Linked DNA regions of Homo sapiens: regions 1, 2, 4 and 5 are each linked to region 3. The links are chromatin loops, found by intact Hi-C in ENCODE. Cell type or tissue: MCF 10A. All regions are shown on one strand. Links, peaks and the distances in the headings refer to the core of each region. The heading gives the core; the rest is flanking DNA. Region 1 holds the start of LOC105377696 (a long non-coding RNA gene). Region 2 has its middle 10 kb from the start of GABRA6. Region 3 holds the start of GABRB2 (gamma-aminobutyric acid type A receptor subunit beta2). Region 4 overlaps LOC105377700 (a long non-coding RNA gene). Region 5 overlaps LOC105377700 (a long non-coding RNA gene).

The links. Hi-C counts contacts between places; a loop is a spot of excess contacts. Peaks named below come from ENCODE experiments on the same cell type or tissue, not always from the same donor. Only the 100,000 strongest peaks of a DNase experiment are listed, where the experiment ranks them.
Region 1: it touches region 3 in a loop (4-fold over the local background); 4 of 110 quality-filtered maps call a loop at or near these places.
Region 2: a loop joins it to region 3, with 10 times the contacts of the local background. A loop is called at or near these places in 5 of 110 quality-filtered maps.
Region 4: it touches region 3 in a loop (5-fold over the local background); 25 of 110 quality-filtered maps call a loop at or near these places.
Region 5: it touches region 3 in a loop (12-fold over the local background); 25 of 110 quality-filtered maps call a loop at or near these places.

Annotation. Positions count from the first base shown.
Region 1 is chr5:161,848,656-161,854,799 of GRCh38, reverse strand. It overlaps GABRA1 (gamma-aminobutyric acid type A receptor subunit alpha1), which reads right to left. Exons shown (of 10, transcript NM_001127644.2): 2 at 3,916-4,004; 3 at 530-642. The coding sequence starts at 3,989. LOC105377696 (a long non-coding RNA gene) reads left to right here and starts at 4,207. Exons shown (of 3, transcript XR_941158.4): 1 at 4,207-4,280. In MCF 10A, for the core only: a CTCF peak has its summit at 2,951 (motif pointing left); no DNase peak of the experiment used is centred there.
Region 2 is chr5:161,672,529-161,678,860 of GRCh38, reverse strand. No RefSeq gene overlaps it. Among named protein-coding and RNA genes, the nearest start is that of GABRA6, 10 kb to the left of the region's middle. In MCF 10A, for the core only: a CTCF peak has its summit at 2,543; no DNase peak of the experiment used is centred there.
Region 3 is chr5:161,542,182-161,547,566 of GRCh38, reverse strand. GABRB2 (gamma-aminobutyric acid type A receptor subunit beta2) reads left to right here and starts at 842. Exons shown (of 10, transcript NM_001371727.1): 1 at 842-1,000; 2 at 1,154-1,245; 3 at 2,273-2,340. The coding sequence starts at 924. In MCF 10A, for the core only: a CTCF peak has its summit at 3,085 (motif pointing left); a DNase peak (open chromatin) is centred at 3,096.
Region 4 is chr5:163,405,194-163,411,525 of GRCh38, reverse strand. The region is part of intron 1 of LOC105377700 (a long non-coding RNA gene); the gene reads left to right. Among named protein-coding and RNA genes, the nearest start is that of CCNG1, 29 kb to the left of the region's middle. RefSeq lists a silencer at 4,278-4,477. In MCF 10A, for the core only: a CTCF peak has its summit at 2,900 (motif pointing right); a DNase peak (open chromatin) is centred at 2,895.
Region 5 is chr5:163,344,291-163,350,622 of GRCh38, reverse strand. All of the region lies in intron 1 of LOC105377700 (a long non-coding RNA gene), which reads left to right. Among named protein-coding and RNA genes, the nearest start is that of CCNG1, 90 kb to the left of the region's middle. In MCF 10A, for the core only: CTCF peaks have their summits at 2,851 (motif pointing right) and 4,638; a DNase peak (open chromatin) is centred at 2,852.

The sequences.
Region 1 (6,144 bases), core at 1-5,000, 310 kb before region 3:
ACAGAAAATTAGGGTATAAGTTCAAATGCACAGTTAAACCACAACACTACCATCTATCTCATTCCCCTATTATCCTAGAGGTGGTGGCAATTTAACACATAATAGTGGATCAATATGAAATATTCCAAAATAAATGTTTGAACCAATAGAATCAAAGATATCCTGTTGGAATTAAATGCAAACATACCAGTACCAGGTGAGATAGCTGCAGTCATTGTGCTGGAAGATAGAATATTATCCCAGTTTTTACCTATATGATAAAATCGTTACACAGAAAGTACTGTGCTTATCATATAAATGTAGCATCTGCTTCGTGTCATTATTAGAAGTTTGTGTCTGCCTTTTACTACGTATGGATATGAAACTACAGAGTAACTTGAATTAACATAGAGTGATCCATTAAAAATAGATTTGTCATTAAATTACATGTCACCATTTTTATTATTTGACCATTTAGAGGTAAATTAAGGCTGTGATAGTAAAGATCTCATATTATTCTCTAAAACAAAAATACAATAATGCAACCTACCTCCCAATCCTGGTCTCAGGCGATTGTCATAACCATCTAGGAGTCTGTCCAAAATCCTGGTGAAGACAGTGGTATTGTCTTTAAGTTCATCTTGTAATGACGGCTGTCCATAGCTGAAAAAAAACATAAAGAGAAGCAATAGCTAAATTATACATTTCTACTAAAACCTCTTTCCAAATAAATCCTTTCTCAGTTTTTCTACTTTGGTTTCTACTGAATCTTAACTTGAAAATTATTTTTTCACAAGGTAAAAAGGAATGTTATTTTTAAACTCTGGGCATTTAATTATATTTTTAATTTTCAGTTTTTAAATGTGAAAGGAAAATTGTAAGAAATGACTTCTGTCTGTTTACTTTTTGAATTCTTATCATGTTTATTACGTTGCAATGCACGTCTTCTCTGAGCAAGCAAGAATGCTAATGCACATAAAAAAAAATAGAGAAAACAAACCTAGGAAAGTTCTTTCCAAATTAAAAAGAGTTACCAAAACAACTGATTTTCTTTTTTATTTAACATGCAGCAAAAGCCTAAGTTTTTACCTACCAACATCCTTTCCTTCATTCACTTCATATAGGTCTGTGTTTTGGTGGGATTTTCTTGATGTTCTTTTAAGAGATTTAGGTAAAACATTTCTTAGGACAATTATATTTTTACATCAGTGTGCAAATTTCCATTCCTCTTAAGATTCATGACCCAATGATTAAAATTTGTCTGCTCAAACATCTAATTAATTTTTATTATTTCTAGTCTCAGATGTAAAAAGAACCTTTAGAAAGATCAAGTTCAATAATCTTAATTTGTGGTTGACTAAGCTGTAGCACAGTTTTAGTGTTTTGTTTAAGAAGGCACACCTATTTGTGAGCAAACCTTGACCTAGAACCTAGCTTTCTTCAAATTCTAGTCTGAAACTTTATTTTCTTCTTCTATATTGGGATAATTATTTATATTTAAACGTTGCTAGTTGGAGATGTAGCCTGTGTCCCTTACCATTATTAGTCTTTGTGTTTCGACCACATAGTGACCTCAGTTCAAAAATTGTGTATTTCCTACATCAATCACATTGCTATCTATGCTCCTTGAATCATATTTTATGTGATGATTAGCATGACAACTCCAAAATCCTTTGAGAGAATTGTTTTCTATCTTAGGATGGATCACATTTACTGATATATTTCAATCATAGTTCTGACCTTGAGTACAAAAGCAAAATGAATATAGGGTGTAAACTAAGAAACTGCCACAAATATATCACTTTTGTATTTTCTACTTAATATACTTTGGGCTTCATTCCTGTGTGTTGATGTTACTGATAAATATAAGAAAAATAGTAACATTTGAAGCCAGAATTCACTTATTTGACAGCAGCAAGATATATGATCAAAAAATCATTTCAAAAACAAACACTGTTTTGCAGGTAATTAATTTCGTATCGGCAAAATGCAATGGCTATTATTCTGATAAAGTTTTAATTTGATAAAGTTACTAAAACTAAAGGCTATCCATAATATTGGATATATGTAATGTGTCTCTTTGAAACAATTTTTCATTCTCCTAATTTCAACATTGATGCCATGCAGATTGAGGGCTTACTCTCTTTTGGCAAAATTAAACATCTTGCTGTTTTTTTAAATCAAATTTTCAACAAGCTAAGTGTCTTCCAGTATGTCTCATTGGCAGAAGACAACAGTAAGGCAAAAATAGTTTTGTGAATGCAATTATTTATAAAAACTCATTGTCACAAAATCAACTGCCATTCCTGCATCTTTCAAGGATGCTGGAAGGTCATCTTGATAAAGATGGAAAATAAATGCTAGAACACCCTAAGTTGTGAGGAGGCCCTGATCGGGAACTCTGAGGAAGAAAGCAATACAATAAGAAGAAATAAAAGATGAAATGGGGTAACATGACTAAATAAACTTAAATTATTAAAACAATTCTTAAAATATAGAGTGTTTATTACCTTTATCTACACCCTCTAAGTTTTTACAGCTTATATAAAATTCAGAAAATGCTTTTCTTCCTGGTTTTGTCTTACAAATGTTTTCACCAATTGTTTGCATTGGAATGCAGATGCCCAAAGAGACCACTGCCTTTTCCCCAAGACCAGTTCTGCTTTCCCAGCTGGAATGGAAATCTTTATTTTACGTGATTTTTTAATGACATTTCATCTTTACTTCTAACTTACTATGTCAAGTTTTAATTGCCAGAAAAAAACCCTACGAATAAGATGCTTATTCATTTTGTATTAAACACTCATCCCAATGTAGTGTTTCCTAAACTGAATATATATTTTGAAGAGAAATGCCAGTTACATTACCTGATTTTGATTCCATATGAACCACTATATAATAAAACACTGTGCACTAACTCCATCTACAGGTCATTGCAATAGTAACACTTCATATAATTTTTCAAAAGCAGTAAAGACATTTAACTTCTCTCATTAAGGATATCTGATAATAATGCCTGTCTGTCAGTGTTTACCATACACAATAGCAAAAAACAACAACAGAAAACTTCTGAATTAAAATAAATCTTCCTAAATTCATATGTCTTTCCAGACTATTCCATCTCCCTATCTTAACTCTTAAGAGTTCCCTTGCCATTACATTTTGAATAAACTCATGTTTTTATTATATGTCTGACCTTCTTATGGGTCACAGGAATAGGCTACACAAGAAATACAAAAGCAGATAAAGAAAAATCTGTAATACTTAGTCATGTAAATAGTTTCTATTATATTAATTTCACATGCTTGATTGGATCATTAGAACATATTTTGACTATGATTAAGCTTTATAAACAATTAGTAATTGTTTTTTTAATAGGGAAATTTGATTTTACCAAAGTTCTTAAATATTTGTCTCATATAGTCCACTTTTATTAGTTATATAGATAACAATTTCAAAACGTGATATGCATATGCATTTAGAGAGACGTGATTTTCAAATAACAGATATTATTTAAAACTTTCCATTTCTATAAACACAAAAGTTACTCTATGATCTTTACAATAGGCTAGAAATTTTCTTGTTGTTAAATCAGGTTACACAGTATGCAACCACTAATTGGGGTAACTTTTTCTATGAATTAGGAAACCGCACGTTTTGTTCAGTTCCAACTGAACAGTGAGAAGTTCAATCTAAGACTTAAATGTTGAATTAATACATGTCTTAACAATGGCTTGTTAATTGTATTCTAACTAACGTGCAAACATAATGATTTGTTTCATACTGCTCCTCTTTATTCTTAGCTGGAAATTATTGCAGTTAAGTTTTCTGAATTCCCTTAGTCATAAATTCATTTGAGGACAATTTTCTTCCCCCGATAAAATAAATGAAAAGTTACAGAAATTTTCATGCAGATTTTTAAAAAAGTGTCCCCACCTTCTTCCAGTCAGTGTGCTCAGAAGGAGGATCCAGGCCCAAAGACAGTCAGACAGACCTGGACTTTTCCTCATCGCGGGCTGGAGCAGCTGAAAAGTAGAATAAGTAGAGATCAATGTCTCTAGCAAGAAACATCAGGTTATAACCACCAGGGCTGACTGAGGCAGTTTAGATGAATGCTTTGAAGTCAGGAAATGACCTCACTGGGATATGACACCTCATTGGAAGCAATGGAAACCTGGACCATCCATTCTCCACTTTCCCTTCCATTTCTCCATTCAGAAATATATCAGTGTCCTTATTCTCCTGTAAAAGAATACAAGCTGAAACGCTTTCAGGTGACAGTATTGCTCAACATAAAAACTGTGAGTTGTTTATCTCTAGGTTTTATATTTAGAATATAGTTTGGTTTATTCTCTTCTTGTTGTTTATCATCTAAATATTTGGACTTTTAAGATTTCAGTTTCCACAGTGAACTGTGCATTAAAATTTTTAAGCTGGTGTCTCTAACAGGAAGAACATATTTAGGGATTGGAGGGGATAGGTTAACATGTTGTGATGGCTGAATTCCTCTTTGAATTCTGCAGGTACCTTGATTTCAGAAGCAACTGTATTTATTTCTATTTAAAAACATAGGAAACACACTGTTGAATGCCGGAGTCGTGCTTTTATTCTGTTCCTGTGACTGCTTTGTTAAACATGCTTCCTAATGTTTCTGTGAAGCTAAAGGACACACTTTATAGTCAAGCCATGTGCTGATCTCTCTCACATACAAACCACACACACACACACACACACACACAAATGCACACAAACATGCCCACACATATCTTTCAAGCCCTCTCAAATTCTGCCAGGTTGCTGCTAGAAAATGTTTCATCTCAAACAGATGGAAGCTGGAGTGCTTTGCTTTGCATGAATAAAGGGATCTTTTTACCTCTTAGGTAAAGTGCAATCAATCACCATCTGATTGTTGAATTTAGACTTGGTAGTGGAATGTTGGAGAACTGGAAGAGTACAGAAAGCTTAGAGAATTAAAAATGTATATAGTCTATGTGTGGAGTCAGTTTTCGAAATTCAATGCACTACCTGGATAAGGAGCAGCTATGGTAACATTTTAATGTGCTGTAATTAATTCCAGTCATAATATAAGGAATGTTCAAAGTATTTAATCTATATTTCTTTGTAGGGTAAGTGATTAATAGACTGCAATCTTTTAAAGCTTCTTTTTCATTAAACCCTCTATAGTTTAATGTGGTATGCCTTTAAATACATCTACAAAATGCTTTCTGCAGTCTCGGGAAATCATTTAAATCACTAAAAACCATTACAAACAGGCTTGTAAGCAATGAAACATAATATGTTTAGAGCGAAATGGTCTAGAGATAAGAACTCTGAGCCTCGTCATAGCTTTTCCTTAATTTAGTAATTTAGTGACTGGTTTTGAAACAGATTAGTTGACTATGACAAGAAATCTTGGATAAATATTATGTTAAAATGCTACATCTAAATTGCAAAATTTTAATTTACCCTTTTACTAATCTTCATCGTTTGTTACAAGGGAAAAACAACTTTTCTTAGCCCTATTAATTTTTGTTGATCTTTTTAAAAAGATTGAATATCTGAATGGGTAAACAAAACACAGCAAAACCATTTGACAAGGCACCATAGATTTTTGCCCTCTTCTGACATTTTTAAAAGAGAAAAACAAACCTATCATGGCACTTCAGTTGTTAAGAAAGTTTCTTGCAAATACAAACATAATAGTTTAAAAGAAAGGCTAAGCTGCAGTCTTACCACTTTCTACCTTCAACCTCCCCCTCCCCCAGACACACGCTCCAAACGTTACCATCCCATGCCATCCATATCAAAGACTAAGTTGAGTTTTCGTGTTCAGAATGGGAGAGACCCCTACACAAGAGGGCATTTCACCAGCGTCCACTGGAAAGGGAAAAACAGGCAATTTTGCAGCCAGGACAAGAGCGTGCCTTCCCTAGGATGATGGAACAGTGAGACAGGTTTTCCGTCCCAGCGTCTTAACTTTAGATGATGGCCCCCGACGCCCCTCCCCAACTCACCCCAGCTCCCCCTTGCAAATAAATAAATAAATAAAAGACCAAAACAACATGCCACCACCCACCCTGCGGAATACATTCAAATATGCCTAAGAAAGAGGAGAAGAAAAGAAGAAAGACAGCGGGAAAAAAATAATAATAATGCTCTTATATT
Region 2 (6,332 bases), core at 646-5,645, 130 kb before region 3:
CCTCCTGAGTAGCTGGGACTACAGGCACGCGCCACCATGCCCGGCTAATTTTTGTATTTTTAGTAGAGGTGGGGTTTCTCCATGTTGGCCAGGATGGTCTCAATCTCTTGACCTCATGATCCGCCCACCTCAGCCTCCCAAAGTGCTAGGATTATAGACTTGAGCTACCATGCCTGGCTGGGGATGTATGTTTTCTGAGGAAATTACATGGTCCCCATGAACATTCAGCAGGACACTGAGGCTACTTGTGGGTATTCTAAAGAAGATCTGATTGATAGACATCTCAAGTCAATATTTGGAGTAATGAAAACTCTACCACAGAGTTTCTTTGGAGTGACATGAGAAAGGAAATTTAAAGATATCCCTGGTGGTACAATGTACTGTTAAGGAGAAAAAAAGGAGAGGGCTTACGGAGTTATACTAAAAGAGGGAGCAAAAGTAAAGGATTATATAATAACATTTATTGAACACAACATATTTCAAGCATATGCAATGATACTGTCTCTAATCTGTGCAACTACTTTACAAAATAGCCTTTTTATGTTCATTTTACAAAAGAGGAGAATGAGACTCACAAAAATATGTTATTACCTGAGGACTCAGAGCTATTATTACCTCTGATGCCAAAATACACTCTTTTATACATTGTGCTTTGTGCATTATATCAGATCTGATCCTTTCTCTAAAGTTAGGGCTCTTAAACTCTCTGGACCAATAATAGTTTTTATATTGTTGTTAAATAATACCCACCATCTCAGTGGACACTGTGACTAAATCCCCATGTGATCCCTTTGGAGGATCCGGTGCAATAAGGACCTAATTGCTCTGGGAAGCAAAGGACAATAAAGCGACACTTCTCTGGACTGCAGCTTTAAATTGTTTTGGCTTGGTTAGGAGTAGAAAGTTGAGTACATGAGAGGGCATTCTGGGACCCCCAAAAAATATAGGCAGGGAATAGCTGTTTCAATCTTCAAAACACAAATACCAAAGAACCAAAAAGACACTTCTTAAAGAGCACATGTATATGAATGTATGATTTATATTTGCTCAACTGGTATTCATTCAATTTAACTTTTATTTATCAAGTGGTTTTTTATATTTTGAGAAAGATCACCTTCAGAAAGCTCACATTCTAGGTATCCCTATGCAACATAATAGTACTGGCAAGATGTCAGGTGCTAAAAAGTAGAATTGTTAGCCATGTGCTATGGAGACACTGAATGAGGAGGCACCAATGGTAAAGAATGGGATCAGGGATTATTTCATCAAAGAAATGATATTTGGGCTAAAATTCTGAGATTGAATAAACTGTTAGCAGATTAGAAAAGACCATTTCAGGCTGCATTATGAGCTCAGAGGTGACACAATGCATGTTGTGTTTGTAAACAACAAACCAAGAAAATAGAGGAAGCAAAGAGAAATGCAATAGATGAAAAGACTGGAAGAGAAGACGGAGTCCTATAGAGGAGCATGCTCCTCACTGGAGGATTTGAGAAAAGGCATGGACTTCTATAGCAGACCAGAACATGACTGCCTAAACAATTTTTAACAGCATTGTTTCTCTGAGAATTGCCCTCAGGAATAAAATCAGGGAGGCTGTTAGAAATTCAGGCATGAAATAGGGCCTTGCAATGTTTGTGCTACAGGCTTAACCATGTATTGATTAGAGGCCTTTGGAATCAGGAAACTTGAAGTCACCAGCAGGCAAGTTACTTATGAAAATTATTTGCTATCTCTAGGCATCATTGTCCTTACCTATGAAATGGGGTAATCGGTTCATGACAAGGATGAAATGAAATGTGCATGGAAGTAATTATCATGGGGCACATCCATAGTAAACAATAAATAAAAATATCTATCAACATCATCACCACCATCATCACCATAATCATCATTGTCATCATCATTTTTGGCCATGTCAAACCTTTTCTCTCCAGCATTTAGAAATGGGATTGAGAAATTAGCGTTTGCTCAGTGTCATTTCCTAAGGCTGTCGGTTTTGGGGGCAGGCATGTTTGGCTGAGTTAATGCAACAACAGAGACAGAAAGAAACCGAACTGCAGCAGCCCCATGGAAGGAGGCATAGGCAAGAGTCACTGCAACCCCAAAATCTGAGAGAGCAGCTGTCTGGATCTCTGACAGCCTCCCTGATTTTATTCCTTCATAATCTAGGTGTCATTTCTGCCTTTGGTTTCCCCCAAGAAAGGGTTGTGTCTTTATTATAAATTCCTCTTTTTTCTTCAAGGCAACTTAAATGTTTTCTATCACTGGGTTCTCAAAGGAGCTTAACTCAGAAGGCTGTATTCCAAATATGAAAGCAGAATTTCAGATTGTGACAATACAGTAGGACACTCAGATAGGTCGTGTGACCCACAAGAGAGAAAACCTAGAAAAGGTGGAATCCTGGACTTGCTTCCTGGCCATTCCAGAAAGGATCAAGCTAATTGGCAGTTACTTAATGAACTGCTGCTTAATGAGTCTCTCACACCTCCATGGAACAGAATAAGCACGTTAGTAAACTGTGTGAACTCTTTCAGGCCACTAGGGGACTACTGAGCATTGTCTTCTGGCAGTGCTACTCATGCCCTGGAATCTGCCTATTTATCAAATGCTTGGAGTATAGAAAAGAGAGGACAGAATTTTGGGTTCAAGCCCAGTGATGTGCTCTGGGGAAATGTTACAGAAGCACAAGCAGAATGGAAGTCAATTAAACATGGATTCTGTTGGACTTGGATAAGATGTAAACTCCAAAGCTACTGTCATGCACAGGGACATTCTCAGAGCAAGAGTACAAATAAAATGTTGAAGTGCCTTGGAAAGGTCAGAGGATTTCATGGGAATACAGGTTCTTCATGTTATTATGTGAAGAATATTAATGTGTTCTTCATATTATTATTTTAAATGACAGTGTTTTGTATTAGGATTAAATGTAAAAAAATTGCCATTTTTATATGAGTGATTCAATGTGACAGAAGAAAAATATAAATAATGGTGGGTTCGGGGGACTCAGAGAAGAAGCTAAGAGGTGTTTGATGCACAATTTGGAGCTACTGACTCATTGGTGATTGATAACATTGCACCAAAAAAAATTGGTAAAGATTCTCTCTAACAAATCCTGACTCTCCAAGAAATAAATGAGTTATTTAAAATAGATTTTTAACAAACAGGCTTTGGAGAGAATGTGCTAGGAGTAGAGTATTTGGTACTGTCAAAATTAAAAGAGGTATATAACTGTGGACTTGCTGTGGGTTTATTGTTGTCATCCTTTTGCTTATTAAGGAACATGTTAGTTATTAAAACAGAAAGATCTAACTTCCAGCGGTAAAACAAAATGGCTTACATTTCTTACACTAGAAAAAATATGGAGGGAGGCAACTCCTGGCTTTGGCAGCTAAGAGACAGCAGAGCTGACATCTCTGTATTTCATGTTGCCTTAACTTGTGATTGCCTCAGTTTCATATCGGCATTCAACAGAAGTAAAAAACTTAGTCACATGGCCACCTCTAGCTACAGTGTGGCTAGGGAAATTGTAAGCTACCCCTTGATTTCTGAATTGGAAAATTAGAAAATTAATATATATGGATAAATGTTCAGATGAATTCTACAAAATATCTTTTGTTACTATTGAAACCTAGGAAAATGAACAGATTTCAATAGCAAGGGATAGTCTTATTAAGTTTTTCATTCTTTAAATTGTAGGTGGCAGAGAAAGATGAGAGTTGGAAATCATTATTAAATTGGCCATCTGAAAGATTTGTCACAGTCAGAGAACTCCCTCCAGGCATATTAATTACAGCAGGTATCCTTGACTCTGGGATGAATACTTAGGGAGTAGAGTGTAGCCTGCACTTCTGTTGCCACTGCCCACTCAGCTTTTGGGCCATGCTCAATCTGCACACATATGTACAGAAGCCTAGCGAACTAGTGAATGGCCCATTCTAATGAGAATTATGAGAAGTCCTTTCCTAAAAGTCATTAGTATTTTTAAGATATTCTGAAGAATTCCATTGCCATTGAATATGAGTAATGCAGTTACTTTCCAAGAGCTGATGGCAAGTGAGACCTGATATTTAGTTAAAGAATCCAGGCCTTCAAAAGGCCTGAAATTCATGAAACACATTAGTTTGGCACTTCCCAGAATTTCCCTTTTTGTGTTGTATTTCTAAGTTATATACTGGCAGTTTTTTAAAGTTTCTTACAGGAAATGATTTTTACAAATTAAAGCTATTCCATCAATTAGTATTCATTTTATTAAATCCCACCTGAGAAATTTCATATAAAATTAAGTGATAGGAAAATCTTTGTCTTCATGAGGATTTGACATGCTTTCTTCTTTCTACAAATGCATAACTGAGGGTGTTTCTCCTTGCAGCCTTGCTGCCAGGGAACTCAAAGTCAAAACTGAAGTATAGCTGACTTTTGTTGGTGTTGGTCTTCTATTATTCTTGTGCCTGTTTTTCTATTGCTACTCTGTACTTAGTACTTGTCTTGTTTTAGGAGGTTCCTCAAAATTCTGCAGGAAGGAGTGGGATGCAAATAAATAGTAGTGAATGAGATAGTAATTGATGATTTTCTTGGGCCACTGAGTTATTCGAATCAATTATATTCATATTACCTATCGATTACTTGATCTGGAGTAGTGTTTAAACTAAAACTGAGAACAAAATGGATGAATCCAGAATGGAGAAGACATTAACTCTTAAAGGAGACTTAGAACCAGAAGGTTCTAGGAAAATCAGGCACTAAACTGTAGAGTATATGTTTTACAGAAAGGAGACAGTTACTGTTCACCTTCAGCCAACTTATATTTGAAACTACTTGAGTAAAATATTACATATCTTCCAGTCTTTAAAGAAGAAATTTTTCTTTATGTGAAACTGCCATTTTTAATGTTAATTTTTTTAATTTGGTTTTTACATACATTAATATTTACTTATTTTGGTGTATAGCTCTTTGAATTATTATAAACCCCAAAATTTACTCCCCCAAATTTCCCTTATGCTGCTGTTTTGTAGCCAAACCTTCCAAAAATCCCTAATCTCTGGCATCCACCAATGGTGTTTTTCACAGCTATACTTTTGTCTTCTTCAGAATGTCATACACACAGCACATAATCTAATGGTTAGGTTTTTTCACTTAGCATAATTCGTTAGAGATGTATCCATGTTGTTGACCGCGTCAGTAATTTGTTCAAATTTTAAAGAAAAGTAGTATTTTATTGTAACAATATACCACAATTTGTTTATCCATTCATCAATTAAATGACAACTGGGTTGTTTCCAATTTTTAGTGATTATGAATAATGCTGCTATAAACATTCATATGGAGATTTTTGTGTAAATGTAAGTTTTCTGTTACTTAGATTAAATATCTAGGAGTGAGATTGCTAGGTTGTTTTATAAATTGATGACTAATTTGATTTAAAAACTACCAAAATATCTTCCAAAGTATATGTATTATTTTATACACCTATCAGCAATTTATGAGAGTTTCAGTTGCTCCAAATTTATACCAGTACTTGGCACAATTGTTTATCATTCTAATAGGTGCACAGTGGCATTGTTTTAATCTCCTTTTCCTAATGACCAATAAGCATAATTGCTTATTTGCTATGTATATATCTTGGTTCAAACTTTTTGCGTATTTTGAGAATATTCTATTGTTTATTATTTTTAAACTTTAAGAGTTCTTAACATTTTCTAAATAAACACCTTTTCAAATAGGTAATTTGCTCCCAGTCAGTAACTTGACTTTTCATTATTTAACAGCGTCTTTTGCAGAACAAGGATATTTAATTTTGAGGAAGTCCAATATGTCAATGTTTTCTATAATAAGGTACAATTTGGTGGTAATATTTAAACCACAATGAGATACAATCTAATGCCAGTCAGAATGGCTATTATTAAAAAGTCAAAAATAATGCTGGGGAGTTTATGGAGAAAAAAGAACGTTTACACACTGTTGGTAGGAGTTTAAATTAATTCAGCCATCATAGAAGATGATGTGGCAATTCCTCAAAGACCTAGAGGCAGAAATACCATTCAACCCAGCAATTCCATTACTGGGTATATACCCAAAGGAATATGAAATCATTATATTATAAATAAACATGTACTCATATGTTCATTGCAGCACTATTCTAAAGTGCAAATACATGGAATCAACCTATATACCCATCAAGGATAGACTGAATAAAGAAAATGTGGCAGGCACATATACACCATGGAATACTATGCAGCCAAAAAAAAGAATGAAATTATATCCTTTACAGGGACATAGATGGAGCTGGAGGTCATTATTGTTAGCAAACTAACACAGAAACAGACAACCAA
Region 3 (5,385 bases), core at 386-5,385:
TATAAATAACCCGGACTAGCGGGTCAGGAACGTCACACGGCGAGAAAACAGGACCCCGAGGTTTTCTTCTCTGGGAATAGGGGGCAAAGGGTGAGGAGAGGAGAAAGAAATCGCTCGTGAGTAGTGAAGAAAAGCTTGCTCTTTGACTACTAGAAGAGACCAGCCATTATTTTATTCTTTTCTTTCTCTTTCTTCCTTTTTTATTTTTCCGTGCCTTTCTTATTCTGTACCCGCCTCCCCAACCCCCCGCCCCAAATCCAACGGGTTGCTCAGCATTCCTCCCATTGGTTTTTTCCCTCCCTCCCGCTTCGACTCCCAACGCCCCCTCCCCCCTCCTCCCACCCGCTGCACAACCCCCGCCCCCCCCATCCCAGTCTCGCCCCAGGCAGGGCATGCTATTTGCCAAGGAAATAAAGTTCAAACTCCTTGCCCCGTGTCCGGCTGAGACCAGAAGTGGGCTTACCGGCACCTATCTTCCGCTGGCACGCCACACCTGCTCTCCTCTAATTTTCTAATCTGGTTTTGCATATTTAAAAGGACACACACACACACCAAAAACCCACAACCCGCTCGGTGCAAAACTGCCTCTTGCAACTACCGAAACTTACCAGACGCTGTAGTTATTTTGTCTTAACGAAAGGATAACAACAAAAATTTTATTCTGGATGCTGCTGTGGGGTGACTTTTCTATATTATTCAAATATGTATGTATTATACATATACATGTTTTTCCTTTTTCCCTTTTAATTTTTTTTTTTTTTTTTAAACAAGGAAATCTGCTCGGTCCCCGGCAGCCGCCGCTTCCCCTTTGATGTTTTGGTACGCCGTGCGCATGCGCCTCACATTAGAATTACTGCACTGGGCAGACTAAGTTGGATCTCCTCTCTTCAGTGAAACCCTCAATTCCATCAAAAACTAAAGGGATGTGGAGAGTGCGGAAAAGGGGCTACTTTGGGATTTGGTCCTTCCCCTTAATAATCGCCGCTGTCTGTGCGCAGAGGTAAGTGTGCCCAGCGTTTCTCTTTTCCGTTCTCACTTTGAAGGGTTCTGTCTGCATACCTCTGTGAGCAGGGAAATGTAGTAGGGATCCGATGCTGAAAACGCTATGCCTGCTTCCTTATTGATGCCTGCTTATTGTCATTTCTTTCTTTAGTGTCAATGACCCTAGTAATATGTCGCTGGTTAAAGAGACGGTGGATAGACTCCTGAAAGGCTATGACATTCGTCTGAGACCAGATTTTGGAGGTAATGGGGTTGCCTTGCAAATAAGTCCAGCCACAGCCGAAGCTGTCTTTTGAGCTTTGTGCGCGCTCTCTTCCCTCTCCCTAGTTGTGGGTGCATGTGGTGTCCTGAATGTGTCTCTATTTTACCATATTGAGAAACTGATCAAAACTTAAGCTGGATTATTGCTACCCACCACTTCCGTGGTCTTTCAATGAGACCCTCTTAGTGTGTACTCAAATTTGGTGACTGCTGTCTTTCAGCTTCACTGTTATGAATCCTTTGCTTCCCTGCCTTTGCTTTGTTGAGACACAAACCTCTTAAGTTTAGTTAATGGTGTGCCGAGAGAACCCGGCTTGCGGAAGGCCACCGTTAACATTTTTTAGGACAAGACGTGCAGGCAGTTGGTTGAGAGGTGGCGTTAACCCCCTGTGCCTGCCTACTTTGGAAGAGTTCTTCTGGCCAGGGTTACAGTGGCTCATGTCTGGATATAATCCACTCCTCCCAGCCTCACAGAAATGGGGAGGACTGGGGGATGGGAGGGTAGGGAGAAAATGGGAGGGTTAGAGAAGGTAGGGGAAAGAAGAATCTCTCTCTGGCTGCAGCCCTAGATATGCTGATAGACTCACTTAATATTGCTTCAGACTCTTATGAAGCTCAAAGAGTTAAAACCTGTGCACAGAAGGGGGTGGGAAAGACTGAGGAGGAGGGGGTTTCAGCGCAAAATATAAAAATCCCTTAGACTAGAAGGATTCTTGTGCTTCTGTGAGTTGTGTGCATTCACATGCTGAGACATATGCATATGTAGACAGAGCTGGAATCCCTTGTTCACAGCATACGTGTGTGCATATTCAATACAGCATTTGTTAGAGGAGTGTGTGCCTGCTACCTTTTTTTTTTTTTTTTTTAACAAAAAAAGCAGAGAATTGAAAAATTTGAGATTGAGTAGTGCAGAAGGGTTTTGGGCAGAGTGTCTTATGCTCAGGGATAACTCTTGCTGAGAATGAATGAAGTTCAAAGAAATCACGTGGCTGGCCGTCTTGCTTTGCAGGTCCCCCCGTGGCTGTGGGGATGAACATTGACATTGCCAGCATCGATATGGTTTCTGAAGTCAATATGGTGAGTATTGACATTTATGACTACTTCTTTGCAAACTTTCGTTTGGGGACAGGAAGGAGAAATGAGCCAGCTATTGGGGGTGGGGGTGTGCTTGGCTATGTGTATGAGGTGGGGGTGAGAGCATGGAATTTCACCCTAGAATACCCTGTGTTGAGGTTAGAGAGTTGACTCTTTCTGGTCCCTAAGGATTTTTTCAACCTGGTTCAGATACTTGGAGTAAAATGCATCACACATTCATGTGTAAAACGCAACCACGTGCAGGAGACCCCCTACAGAAGCCTCATCTCCTCAGGCTCAATGAGAAACCCAGTTCATTAAGTGATTTTCTGGATTTGATGTGGGGTCATGGGAAGAAGGGAGAGTTTTGATTTGACATTTAATGGAGAATATAGCCTACAAACAAAACTAATAAAGGCCCTGGAATACTGATGCCCACTCGTTGCTTTCAAAGATCACTGTTTACTGTTAATGGCAAGCCCCCATCCCCCATTCCTGCCCCAACTCCATTGTTTGCTGCTTGCTTTAATCCCTCCTGCCCACCAAAATAAAAATTGGCCATCCTGTTTCTAAAAGGTAGGCTCAGACCCATGTGTCATCCCCGTTCACTTTAGCAATTCATTCACCACATGTCCTAAGCTTGTACAGTTAATTGACAGCAGTACTCCTTAGTGGCTGCCTCCGTGGACTTGGGGCAAGTGTTAAGAGGAAAAAGCCTGTGTTCCCAACTAGGAAACACGTGTTGGGGGGTTTGCTTCAATCGGGAGCTCCCCCTGCTGCCCATATTGGAACACTGCAGACATGCAATGCGATGACAAGCGTCCCAGACGCCCCCACATACTTGGGGGCATTCCTCCAGTGACTTTTCTACTCTGTGTTTTTAAAATCTCATGCTTTGGAGAAGTCCCTCTAGATAGGCCACATTTTAATGTAGAATTCCAGTGTTACTTTCAGTCCTGATAGTACACAGCACGTTTCAGAAGGTTGTGTTTTGGCATAGTTCTGTCTAGAAATTGGATTAATTATTAAATAAAGGGGTATAGTATATAAACTTTTATGCAAAACATTTCTAAGCCACCCCTCAGGACTTGAAAATTAGTTCTCAACATTATATAAATTTCCATATTCCCAGAATTCAAACAAGAAGAAGCTCAGTAACCAACATAGTCCTCATACACTGTCTAAAGATAAGAGATAATCCCGAGATTTCATAAGATTCTGAAGCAAATGAATACTGTGCTTATACCTTATGAGTATGCAAGGGAATTCTGCTATTTCTGAAATGTTTTAATGACATTAATCTTCTCATATTCTAATTTAGAGAAAGTTTTTATCACATGCAATATAAACGCAGACTAAAGATAATATTGGATGTTTCAGAACCAAAAATTTCCCTCACATTATGAAAATCTGTGTGGTTAGAGAATGTTTCTTGGGATAGTATTTAATTTCTCAGATATACAAATATTCACTTTTGGTGAATTTGAAAGGTCTTTTATCAGTTTATATTTTGAGCTTCAGCATAAAAATAAAAGATGTCTTAATGTGGGTACCTTCTTATGTCTCAGGAATGTGAATCTAAATTATGCTGTTTAAAACAAAGTAATATAGAAATCAGGTGTGATTCTGTGCATCCTACACGTGATTGATTCAGACTCCTCTCTTTTGCATTTTGCTTTTTTTATGCTCTTCTCTCAGTCCCAAGTCTTATTTTACCACCACCTCCCTCTTTAGAGCATCACAAAATGAGATTTTGTGAAACATATCAAGAAAAATTTAGAACCCAAAGAGATAATCATGAGATGACTAGAGGTTGCTGCAGTAGGTTAGCTAATAACTTAAAGGTATTATATCCTAACATTGTTTAGAGTGGTAGAATTTTTATTTTTCTTTCCTTTAAGTTCTATTCATTTTTTGCCTACATGCAACATTTTGGAGAGATATCTGAGGTGGAAACAATGCCAAGACCTGCTAGTCAAAATATAGATCCAGTTAAGGCAAGGTGTCATCACTTAAAGCTATTTACTGTTGCTGAAAAATCATGAGATGTTGAAGTGCAAAAATGAATATCAGGTTGTAAATGGGACAACATTGCAACATTAATGATTAGAACCAAGTGTTGAAAATTCCAAGCCAGATTCCTTACTTAGCCTTATGCTACACCCATGGATTTGTCCAGCTAGATTGTCACTTGTTGAAAAATTAACATTTTTTTCAGCTTCCAACCTTAATAACCTAAAATTATCTTCAAAGAAATTTTTTTGTGATGTTTGTTTTATTTTTTAAAGATGATTATTTGTTTTGAAGCAACAGATGGGAAATTCCATCTCTGGTGTCTAAATAACAGATGTTTATGGTGTGTTGTACCCTGTATGTAGGTCTGAGTGTTAGGGCCTTTTGATTAGCTTCAGGTGTGAAAGAATGGTTGATTGGTTACTTAAATGAAACTTCAAAATTGATTTAACAGACACATTTATCCCTCATTATCCTTTGTGGACTGCAGTCTCTGGTAATTGTAACTTTCTCTTATGATATAGCATGTCTTTCTTTGAAGAATGGTAGGGAACCAGACCATTTAAATTGTCATTGACTCATTTGTACTGGACAAATAAATGTCCATGTCAGTGTGATGCTCCTTGTAAATCACAATGATAGAAAGACCCTGAAGTGAATCAGGAGTCTCAGATGCGAGTTCTACTTCTGATGCTTAGTCATCCTGAGGATATTCACAGATAGACTGGGCTCACTTTACTCATTCATTAAAGGGGAGTAATAGTCCCATTTTACCTATCTTGGGTGAATACCAGAATATAGATATACCTTGTTTTATTCTAGCTTGCTTTATTGTGCCTTGCAAACATTGCATTTTTATAAATTGAAGGTTTGTGGCAACCTTGAAATGAGCAAGTCTATAATGAGCCTGTTTCTCTAGTAGCATGTGTTCACTTTGTGTCTCTGTGTCACATTTTGGTAATTATCACAATATTTCAAATTGTTTCATTATTATTATATTTTCTGTGGTGATCAGTGATCAGTGATCTCTGATGT
Region 4 (6,332 bases), core at 797-5,796, 1.9 Mb before region 3:
ATTCCTTGGCCTGTCACTCCAGTCTCTACCTTCAGCTTCCCATAGCCATCTCCATATTTCTCCTTTTCTCAAATCTCCCTCTCTTTTCTCTTAGAAGGATGCTAGTCATTGAACACAGGGCCTTCCTAAATCTGGATGATCTCATCACAAGAGTCTTTACTTAATTACATCTGCAAAGCCCTTTTCTCCAAATAACATCATGTTCGCAGATACTGAGGGTGGGGCCTGGATACATCTTTCAGGGGCCACTATGAAACTCATTACAAAGGCCTAATTCATTTTTCCTGATTGGCCCACACTGCTTCTCCGTCCTCTGGGATGCTGCAGTACTATTCTGTTTGTGCGCCTGTCTCACAGGAGTGATTAGCAGATCTTTATACTCGGTGTCTCTAGCATGATGCCTGATGTACCATAAGGCTTCAATGTGTTTGTTGAACTTAAGCAAAGCATCGCTTGCATCATGTCCTGAGTGTAAGCCTGGCTCACACTCAGCCGTGATATGTTATTCAGATCACAGCCACTCACGATACTCTGGGAAGTCAGCACGCTCCTACCAAGGCCAGACATCTCTGAACTGGAAAACACTTTACTCAGAGCTACCCATTTTTTTTTATGTCTTATAGAAGGGGCCAAGTGGAGAGGGCAGCTACTCATGTACTCATTTTTATTCATTCGTTTGTTCATCCATTTAAGAAACACTGAACACCTATTCTGAGCCAGGCCCTGCCCCAGGCATTTGAGATACAATGTGTGTATGGTAAAACCCTCAGCATCTGGGCTGGGATTGGAACAAGTGAACACTCAATTTACATTTATTGTGGTCATGGCCTGAGTGTGGAAGGAAGTGTAGAGTGCTGTGAAAGTCCTCAGACAGGCCCCGAACCTAGACTAGTGGTCAGGGAGATTGTCCTGGAGGAAGTGACATAAATACTGAGACTTGGAGAGAGAGGGTGGTCACCTCAAGTGCAGTGGTGGCAGTGGAGAATTTCAGAAATGTAGGTGGTAACATAGGAAAGTTTGTTTTTTTGTTTTTTTTGTTTTTGTTTTTGTTTTTTTAGACAGTGTCTCGCTCTGTCACCCAGGCTGGAGTGCAGTGTGTGATCTTGGCTTACTGCAACATCTGCCTCCTGGGTTCAAGCGATTCTCCTGCCTCAGCCTCCCGAGTAGCTGGGACTACAGGCGCATGCCATCATGCCCAGCTAATTTTTGTATTTTTAGTAGAGACAGGGTTTTGTCATGTTGGTCAGGCTGGTCTCGAACTCCTGACCTCAGGTGATCCACCGCCTTGGCCTCCCAAAGTGCTGGGATTACAGGCGTGACCCACAGCACCCAGCTGCAGGGAGGATTTTAAAGGCAAAAAAAGGGGGACAGGGAGCGGCTGATATAAAATTGTCAGGAATTCTCATTGGTTTATAGAAATAACAGTGATTAATGATTGGCTACACATTGTTAAGTTATAGAGTATGGATTATGGTGTCCATTGTTGCATTGTTAGATAATTTATAGCTACTTATAGCAACAGTAAGCAGTTTCAAGAGATGAATACATAGTTCAAAGGGCATATGCTGGTCTCATTTTAATGTCTCTCTAGGCCTGGTAATTTAAAATAATTTGTGTTGTTCACATGTTAATTTCTTGTCTCAGCCTGCAGAAATGCCTTTTAAAAATGGTCTTGCTCATTAGCTGTGTCTTATTATGAAATTGTGTCATTAGAAGTTGGTCCATCATTCCCAAATTGTGGTCCCCAGATAAACAATATCGTATTCTAGGGGTCAAGGAGAAAACTTCCCCTTTGCCCTCTGAAGGTTTGCTGAAAAATGAACTCACAAAAGGCAGATTAATTAGAGAAAAGGCATACAAAATTTATTAACGTGTACGTGGGAAGGACTACAGTGTGACTGCCCAACCCCGTAATGGAATGCAACTTGAGCTTACAGAAATAATGAAGGCTCACTGCATGGCCGAAACCAGGTTATGGTGGTCAATCAGGTTATAGTGGCAAGACAGGTTATGGGACGGGGAGAAGAAGTGGCTTGTTTAGAAAAGGTGATCTTGTTAGGTAACAAAGTAGCAACCTTCAGAGAGATAGGTGGTAAATGTTTCTTTCTGATGTTTAAAGGTGTCAGACTCTCAGGTAATCTTCCTACATCTGGACAAGGGAGGACCTAGCTGCATTAATGTAGATTCTCTACAGATGCAAATCTTCCCCACTAAAGATAGCCTTGCAGGGCCACTTCTGTTTGCGGGCTCTTTGACAACCATCTATCTCCCAAAATATGTCAAGTAAATATACTTTGGGGTAAAAAATTTTGATTTCCTTCAATAGTATCTGGGAACTCATTAGAAAGTCACATTGTCAGAAAGTGTAGTGATGGGGCCCCCATATTCTGAGCTTTAAAAAGCCCTCCAGAATATTCTGATGCACTTTGATGCAGCTGGAGAGACACTGCCTTGAAGAATTGCATCCTTAGCTAAATACATAGTAAAACCCAACGCAAAGTCAAATAGTATCTAAGTGAAATCAAATCAAAATGCAAATCCCCATGGGGATACTTTGCAGTAGGAATTATTTTTAATAAGATTACAAAGTAAATGAATCAGATTCTTTTTAATGTAACAGCTGACTGACAGCTGGTTTTGACAGGGTGAAAGCCTGTGAGACCACAGAACAGCAAGGCCTTGGCTGGGAATGTGGGGCACACAGTGGAGGAGAACTCGAAGAATGTGTTAGTAGTTTCGTTGCTGTGATTAAGGAAGTTGGCATGTTGCTGCCAATCAAATCTTGTGTTGAGGGGGTGTTTTTAAAATTAGAGATGCCTTTTGGAAAGATTCTCTAGCTCTGGTTCCTGAACACAAGGGGTTTGGTGTTCCTCCATGTAGCCACTAGATGGCAGGCTCACGCCATTTTTCAAGCAGCCAACCCTGTCTAAATTTAGGGGGGGAAATGAGCCTAGGAATTTGAAAAGGGTGCCAGCTTATTCGTTTTTATCCTGCGCGTGGTTTTGACATTCTATTTTTTTGGACTTCATCCATTAATTATGACACTCAAAGTTTTTTGTTCACTGAGAGGCAAAGAGCCAAAGCTTTAATTAAACCCGTGGGGGCACTGCCTTGCGGCAGAGAAGGGTAACTACCATGTGCCAGCGCTTACATAAATTGTTTCATTTAATTCTCACAGCATCCTCATGAAATAAGTGTTGTTATCCACAGTTTTACATAGGAGAAAACTGACGGTCAGAGAGGCTTAGCAAGAGCCCAAGACCACCCAGCTGAAAGGTAGAAATGAATTTGCCAGTAAACCACGCTCATTAAATTCTTGAGGAATAGTCATTGCAATTAGTAGATTTATTGCAATCTTAGGAAAGTACAGCTAGATTCAGCCCGAGGTTTTATGATGAAATGAGAATTATACACGTTTTTTTTTAAAAAAATATATTCTCAGTATTGCAACATTCTAAGTTCCACTGGTTTTATTTGCAGAATGGCATGTTAGCCTTTTCTAGATTTATTATAGAAAATAAATCAGTTTATTTTTATGTTTTTTGAGACAGAATCTCTCACTATGTCGCCCAGGCTGGAGTGGTGGAGAGGCGCAATCTCGGCTCACAGCAACTTCCGCCTCCCAGTTCAAGCGATTCTCCTGCCTCAGCCTCCCGAGTAGCTGGGATTACAGGCACCCACCAGCACGCCTGGCTAATTTTTGTATTTTTAGTAGAGACAGGGTTTTGCCATGTTAACTAGGCAGGTCTTGAACTCCTGACCTCAAGTGATCCGCCCGCCTCGGTCTCCCAGAGTGCTGGGATTACAGGTGTGAGCCACCGTGCTCGGCTGGAAATAAATCAGTTTTAATTAGGATTTAGAAATTAAATCTCTGAATCTAACTGAATGTTAGAATTGTAACCCCTAAGCTCCAAACTGTAATCTATTTGCATAGAAATTTAGGTGTGATTTTCTTGTAGCAGGCACCACTTTCTACTTTGTATTAAAATTGCATCAGTTCCTGAAATCCTCTACTTCCTTGTGAATCCAGGAAGACAGGCTCCTTGCCTGAGTCATTTTTTAATATTTTTGGCTTACGTTGCCTTTATTGATTGTTTTCCCAAAGCATTCAACTTAGTTCTCATAGAAATAGCAACTTTTCTCCCTTTTTGCCCTAAGTTTTCTTTGCCTTGTGTATTAAATTTTACTGTCTAATTACAAACACACTCTTAGTAAGCATGCAACACAGCTGGAGGCAGCAGAAGTGTGTGGGCATTCCAGGAAGTCACATACAAGCCTCAAACATTCAGCCTGCCCTGGCCACTAGTCAGTAGGTTTTGCAGAGGTGCTCGAGAATTTGCATTAATCTACTGAGTCTAGTAAGAGAGTTTCTACTGTATCTGGATTGTGTCTCTCAGATAGGCTGACAAAACCACAAGGTGGAAACCATGAATGGTATTAGTCCATCTCAATAATAAAGCAACATTTGGCTGCCATTTTATCTGTCTGACTTTTCTGAATCAACTGATATCTCGGCATCATATAGAGGCACCTTTGTGTGTGTGTGTGTGTGTGTGTGTGTGTGTGTTTGAGACAGAGTTTTGCTCTGTTGCCCAGGCTGGAGTGCAGTAGCACGAACTTGACTCACTGCAACCTCCCGCCTCCCAGGCTTAAGTGATTCTCCTGCCTCAGCCTCCTGAGTAGCTGGGATTACAGGAGTGTGCCACCACGCCTGGCTAATTTTTTGTATTTTTAGTAGAGACAGGGTTTTGCCACATTGCCCAGGCTGGTCTCGAACCCCTGAGCTCAGACAATCTGCCCGAGAGGCAACTTGTTGGGAGAAATAACCAGTTTGAATGAGAGATCCTGTAAGGATTGGTTGATCTTCTTGGGGAAGAAAAACTAAGCAAAATAATTAACCACGTGAAGAAACGATTTAACAGACACTTCTCTTGTCAGGCAAGGGAAGTAATGTTTATTGAGCTCCAATTTTATGCTGTGCACTGAGTCAGAGATTGCACACATGCCACCTGATTCGCTCCTTACAACAGTATGATAAATTAAAAATTCTTATTCCCATTTTACCGATAAGGAAACTCAGTCTCAGAACACTTTCAGTAACTTACATGTGATAAAACAGGTAGTAAGTGGCAGGAAGTTATCAGGAAGAGTGTGTGTAATCAGGGCTGGGGCAACACTGGTGCAAAATAATTTATGATAAGTGAAACATCTACAATTTTCGTAAGAACAGGATCAGTAATAACGTTGTGCTGAACCATACTGGAGCCCGAAGCCAAGGGAATTTTTTGATGCCCCTTAAATTCTGTGCCAAGACAGGAGCCTCATTTGCTTCGCCCTAGGCCCAGCCCTGCAAATACTACAAAGTGCTTGTTCAGAAAGCTTTTTTCCAACATTTATCTAATAACAATTTATTGACTGGCTACTGTGCACCCGTCACTATGATCGGGTTTTGAAACAAAACATTAAGTTAGAATGTACCTGATTTCTGCTTTCCTGATACTTGTGGAACACCCTGCTCAAAGCTGGAAAGTATTATTATACAATAGATGACTCTTAGCTGGAAAGTATTATTAGATAATAGATGACTCTTAGTCACTTACTCCTTTGTTGTAGATAAGGAAAATGTGGCAAACTAGAGCCATGGAATTGGACTTTCATGGCCCCCATGTCTCTGCTGAATTTTGTAACTTCAGAAAACAATTTGTAGATTGAGATCACAAAGTCTTATGTTTGATGTGTTGAATAAACCATGTTCTTCAAGATCTTCTCTTTCATTAGTATCCCTTGACCAGGCAGATTGGAATATTGTCCTAATCATGGAGACCATACGTTATCTTTCAGTTTCATAGTGATTACAAGCATGAGTTTTGGCACAGCCAGACTTGAGTCTGTGAGTTATTAAGAACAATTGGGGCCTGGTGTGGTGGCTCAAGCCTGTAATTCCAGCACTTTGGGAGGCCGACGCGGGTGGATCATGAGGTCAGGAGATCAAGACCATCCTGGCTAACAGTGAAACCCTGTCTCTACTAAAAATCCAAAAATAATTAGGTGGGCATGGTGGCATGTGCCTGTAATCCCAGCTACTCAGGAGGCTGAGGCAGGAGAATCCTTTGAACCCGGGAGGCAGAGATTGCAGTGAGCCGAGATTGCGCCACTGCACTACACTCCAGCCTGGGCGACAGAGGGAGACTCCGTCAAAAAAAAAAAAAAAGAAAAAAGAAAAATAAATAAATTAAAAAAAGGACAACTGGTATCCCAGTTCTACTGGTAACTTTGGAGAACTTATTTAACATCTCTGTACTACTGTTTCATCAGTAAATGGTGGGTAATAA
Region 5 (6,332 bases), core at 542-5,541, 1.8 Mb before region 3:
ATGCCCAGGTGGTTCAGATTCAATAACTTTTTGGCATAGAGGACATAGATAACAAATATAGGAAAGGTCACTCATCAACAGAGGGCAATGCCTCAGTTTCAGTCCCACAAATGTCCTGCAAATCCTACTGCTGAAGTCATGCTTCCATTATTATGCTCCCTGCTGATCTGAGACTGGATTTGATCAGATGGAGCTGTGTTTAACGGACAGTCCTCTTCTCTGCAGAAACATTTTGGTGCAGTCCTGCAGATTTCAGATAACCTAATGGCGAGAATTCTGTTCTTTCAGTGGGAAACCATAGCAACAGGCCACTTAGGAGGCACACTATATAATCTATCTGTTCTTCACTTAGTATTCTGCAGTCCTGAAATAGTCATCATTGCCTAATATGAGTATGCAAAAGGTCAGGCAAATATAAGCCCCATGACAGTGCAGTTCTCTCTCTAACCACAGGGTAGGGGCAGGGAAGGCATCCTCTGTTGGAGGCAAGAATCAGATTTATTGGGGCCAGGAAGGAGAAAGGATTTGGGACCAGCAGCTCTTTGTTTTAATACAAATTGTAAACCAATCTTTAATCTCCAAGTACATAGAATTGCTCCTTTTCTAAAACTGTATACATAGATAAGCTCGGTATTGTACTTGGTACAATAAATGCTAAACTGCAAGGTTTAGGGTTCAGAACATTTATGTCCTAGCATTTGCGATGCCACAGCACATCTCCTCATCTGCTTTAGGTGAAAAATAGTAATCCATAAGCCCTTTGATAATTGCATGTAGGATTCAGGACTACAAAGAGCCAAAATTTCCAGCTTAGTATCCATCAAAGCATATAGTTTAAAAGGATCTTTGGTAAAAAACAGGTGGAAATGGTAAGCTCTTTAGGGAAGAGGATTCAAAACAGTTGGTCACCGTGTAATTTGGTTAGCATTTGGTAGGTGGAAAATGGAGAGCCATAGAAAGAACAAAAAAAGAGAGAGGAAAAGGAAAAGGATCTTTTTGGGCTTCCCACTATGCTAGTAAGACTTTTGGAAATGTATATATTTATATATATACACATATTACTACTACTTTGGTAAGCTGTCTGAGGGCAAGGCTTCTTTTACTTGCCCTCAGATTGCTTACCATAGTTGTAGTAATTAAGTAGTAAGGTATTTATATATATATGTTTGTATATATAAAGCACATCTTAAGGTGCCACTTTCTTTTTCTTTTTAAACCCTAACTGGAAAAGTTTTCCCTTTTTCTTTCTCCCCTGTGATCTCACTGGGTCTTGCATTTCCATTTTGATTTCTGGTGCTTGGCACTGGTACCATTTTGTGAAGTGGTTCTCCGAGCAGCCATCCCTAAGTGCTCCAGTGGGCTGTATTCTACGTCTATCACCCTCTCCCTAATGCAAGCACCACAAAGCCTGGTGGCTAAGAATATTTACCTACCACCATTGTTGATTCACATCATTGGTTTTTCAATGGCTCACTAAGAAGACCTTTAAAGAGATCACACAAGTTACATGGACATGACACCATGGCCAGAAGCCTATGGGAAGAGAGGGATGAACCCCAGTGTAAAATGGACATTTGCTAGGCGGACTGCACCTGAAGTTTAGAAAGGGAGAAATCAGAGCTCCTGGAAATGATGCCCAGAGGTATTTAGTTTGCTTCACTTTTTTATCTATCCTTTATTCTTTCATTTATTGAACAAATATTCTTTGAGCTTCTATTTGCCTGGTGTTGTGCTAAGTATTGGGGACACAACAGAGAAACGAATAGACGTAGTTCCTACCCAAAGAATATCATGGTCTGCTGTGGAAACAAATAGGTAGGCAATTAGAATACAGTGTGATGAGGATCATGAGCCTTGGTCATGTGATTTTTTTTTTTTTTTTTTTTGAGACGGAGTCTCGCTCTGTCACCCAGGCTGGAGTTCAGTGGCGCAATCTTGGCTCACTGTAAGCTCCACCCCCTGGGTTCATGCCATTCTCCTGCCTCAGCCTCCTGAGAAGCTGGGACTACAGGCGCCCACCACCACGCCCAGCTAATTTTTTTGTATTTTTAGTAGAGACGGGGTTTTACCGTGTTAGCCAGGATGGTCTTGATCTCCTGACCTCATGATCCACCCGCCTTAGCCTCCCGAAGTGCTGGGATTACAGGCATGAGCCACCGCGCCGGCTGGTCATGTGATTTTATGTGTGTGAGAAATAAACTTTTCTTGGTGTAAGCCACTGAGATTTTATGGCTGGTTGTTGCTACAGTATAGCCTATCTTACCATAGCTAACAGGCTGTATCTGCATGAAGAGGGATTATGCCAGCCTAAGTAATCTCTTAAGCCTTGTTTTTTCATGCTTCAGGAAGGAAGAGCTTTCAGAGGCCAGGATTCATTTCACAAATTGATCTCTAGCCACAATATTGTAGAAATTGGCCTTTCTTTATTTCTGTCTTACTAAGAAAGAAAGCTAGGATCGGTATTCCTTCTGTTTACCTTATATTTATAGTCTTCCTGTGCTTTAGCTGATTTTGGCATCTGAGGAAATTTCACACCATCAATTCTCAAAAACCAAGGAGGGAGTTCTGTTTTTTTCCCAGCTTCCATGTGCCTGCTTGATACAAATACAGCTGAGTAATTTTTCCCTACTTCTTGCCCTTCTAGAGCACCAAAGATGTCTTGTCTTTAACATTATTGTTTTTTTCATATTGTGCAACATTTTCAAGCAACAAGAGAAATTACCTACAGCTGCCTATCAGCAGGGCTGGGGCAAAGAGATTACAAAAGAAGTTTTATTTTAAATGAAATTGAACTAGTTTCTTCAACACAAAATATGCAGGCTGTCTCTTCCAGCCGTTTGCCGGAAGGGGGCAGTATAAGAACATGGTTTGCTCATCCCTTACTGCACCAACTCATTTAAGAATCTGCATTTCAGAGTGTTTATATTAGGAATCACACTAAGTGTTTTGTGAAATTATTTTTACATATATTTCCAGGGCTGAGAAATTTCAGAGCGCTCTGAAAAAAAAAAAAAAAAAAAGACCCAACATGCATGAGAGTTTTTTAATGGACTTGGTTTATACCCCTGAAGACCAAAGTGGATTTCTTTTCTTTTCTTTTCTTTTTTTAAGCTGAAAGGCTGGACAAAATGTAGGCTGGAGGAAGACCAGGCACATGAATTTAAGCCCATACTGGCCTTTGTCTTGTTTCTTCTACTCTTGGTGGAATGGTTAATGCAGAGTGAAAACTATTTGCAGAATTTGGCTTTCTCATATCCTTTCTCTGACTAGAGGCAGCTAAAACTCAGCAGTCCTTTAAAAAGGATTCCTAAATCAGCACGAATTCAGCATATTCAAGTGCACCAACAACTAGATATTTTGGAGTAGAAATGCTGAATCTGACAGGTGTGGTGGAAACAACAGTGGCTTCTGAGTGTGTCGGTGAAAGTCTGCGTGGACTTCAGCTTCTTTATTAACTACAGGGAATGAATAAGAATCTCTATGACCCTTTTTATATTTGAATATCTATGATTCCAAAATCTGGAATTATTATTCTACTACTATTATTACTAATACTACTGCTACTGTAAATGACATTTATTACACTATTAATATCTGCAAGGGATATTAATGAATGCTTCCCATTCATTATGTCCTTCGGTTTTTACAGCAATACAATGAGGTAAACATTATCAACCTGATTTTATAGGCTACAAAGCTGAGGATCAGAGAAGTTTAATGAATTGTCCAACGTCACAAAGCTAGCAAAGGGTGAGAACTTGATCTAGATCCAAATATTCTGACTCCAAAAGTCTCTATCTATGCTTAACCTTTGCTATGCTATTTTTTTTCTTTTAAATTCTAGCACTTGTCTCTTTCTTTGGTCTCTGACATACCCATGCGTGGTGCCAGGCTAATATGATTACTGTCTTTGGCCACTAGCCTTTGCCTCTGCCCATCCCAGTTTCTAAGGCTCCCACTACCCTCTTCCTGTATATCTAAATATTATTCATTCTTCAAGTTCTAGTTTATGCCTGTGCTCTTGCCTGACTCCTTTAGCCCATGTGAATCAGTTTTTCTCCTGGAATTTTATTGCACTTATAAACCATTCTATATAATTTAGACTCAACTCGATCTTGTCTGTCATTTTGCTCTGTGTTTTAAATAAGTTGGCTTCGTCAATATTAACCATAGTGCAAGGCTCCTGAGGATGGAAAACACATCTTAGTCCTTTTAAGCTCCTGCTATGAAGAGTGCAGGGTTGCATAACAAGTTGGGGATCAATAATTTCTTCTTGTTTGCTAGAGATAGACCTCAGGCAAAAATGATCTCTTTTACTTCCAAAAATTATGGCAGTCTCTGAGAAAAATAGTTTTCTAGTCTTGCTTTAAAAACAAAACTAAAAACAAAACAACAAAAACCTAAGAAATTTCAAACCTCCCTGGCCAATATTGTTACTTATTTCACAAGTTGAACAATCAGAAATTATTATTATTATTATCATTACTATCATATAAATGGTTAACATTTATAGGTTATTATATTCCAAGCATTGGGCTTAGTTGTTTTACATGAATTTTATTTCTGTATTCAAAATAGCACTATCAGGAGAGCAAGTCTCTCACTTTATAGACAGTATAGCAGGTTTAGAGAGGTTGAATAATTCATATAAGCTCTCACAGAGCTGGTTAGTGGCAGAACGAGGACTATAGCCTATTTTTTTTTTTTTTTCCTGATTTCAGGCCTGGTTTTCTTGTGTTTGGCTTAATTGCACCGTGTTGCAAATTTGCTTGTTCCTACAAATGACAATGCATGTCTGTTTTTCAAACATACCTGTTCCCCTCCACCTAGAAAACTGTCTAGCTTATTATTTTTAGATCTATATTTTAAATACTCATCTCCAACCAAGTGTCCAGTGGGAATCTGGCCGTCCTCATGATAGTAGACTGAATTAGGGTTCTCCAAGGATGTCTACATCCTAGTCCCTGGAACCCATGAGTACCGCAAATGTTGCAGATGTTGCAGAAAGTTTGCAGAATGTGGTTAAGAGTCGTAAGTTGGAATTATCCTACATCATTCAGTGGACCTTGAAGATAACCCTAATGGCCCTTATAAGAGGCAGGCAAGAAGGTCAAAGACAGGAGAAGGCTGTGTGATCATGGAAGTGGATATTGAAGCGATGCTGCCAGGAGTTCAGGAATGCTGCAGCTGTTAGAAGCTGGAAAAGGCAGGAAACAGATGTGCCTCTGGAGCCTTTGTAAGGATAGCCTTGCCAACATCCTGATTTTAGCTCCTTAAAACACGTGTTGACCTCTGGTCTCCAAAGTATAAGAGAATAAATTTGTGTTATTTTAAGCTGCTGAGTTTGTAATTTTTTTTAAAATAACAGCAATAGGAAACTAGTACTCTAAGAGTTCCATTGGATATACACACTTTCATGGCCTGAGGAGCAGGACTGGGTCCGATTGCTTATACTAAACCCTTACTCTTGCCTCTTGGAGCTACAGGGGATGACTCCATCTGAAAGGAGTGAAGAAACTAGGGCCAGCTCTAAATGCTGTCTAGTGTCTAGGCAGTAATAAGTGGGCAGTACAGGAGAAAACTGCAATCATACCCTCAATCCACTGAAGTTTTTTTTTTATTTTGACAAAGTAGGGGAAAGCTGATGGGACAAGATGTGACTTCATAATGTACCATGGAATGAGATGGGCTTACTGTTTGAGGGCTTTAATGAAGGTAGTTCTTTATTTTGTTGTGTTTGTTTTTGACCCCTTAGTAGATGATGTAGTTTGGGTATTTAGTCCTCCTAAATCTCATGTTGAAATGTAATCCCCAGTGCTGGAGGTAGGGCGGGATGGGAGGTGTTAGAGGCATGGGGGTGGATTCCTCACGAAAGGCTTGGTGCTGTCCTTGTGATAGTGAGTGAGTTCTCCAGAGACCTGGCTATTTAAAAAATGTGTAGCACCGGCCGGGCGCGGTGGCTCATGCCTGTAATCCCAGCACTTTGAGAGGCCGAGGTGGGCGGATCACGAGGTCAGGAGATCGAGACCATCCTGGCTAACACGGTGAAATCCCGTCTCTACTAAAAATACAAAAACAAAATTAGCCGGCGTGGTGGCAGGCGCCTGTAGTCCCAGCTATTCGGGAGGCTGAGGCAGGAGAATGGCGCGAACCAGGGAGGCGGAGCTTGCAGTGAGCCGAGATCGCGCCGCTGCACTCCAGCCTGGGCGACATCGGATTTCTTCCTGTCTCCTCACTCTTTGTCCTATGTCATTGCCTCATTGTTAGGTTCCATACATGGCCCTGGCTACTGAGGTTCTCCCTTGACAGGGTCAAAATGATTTCACAGCTTA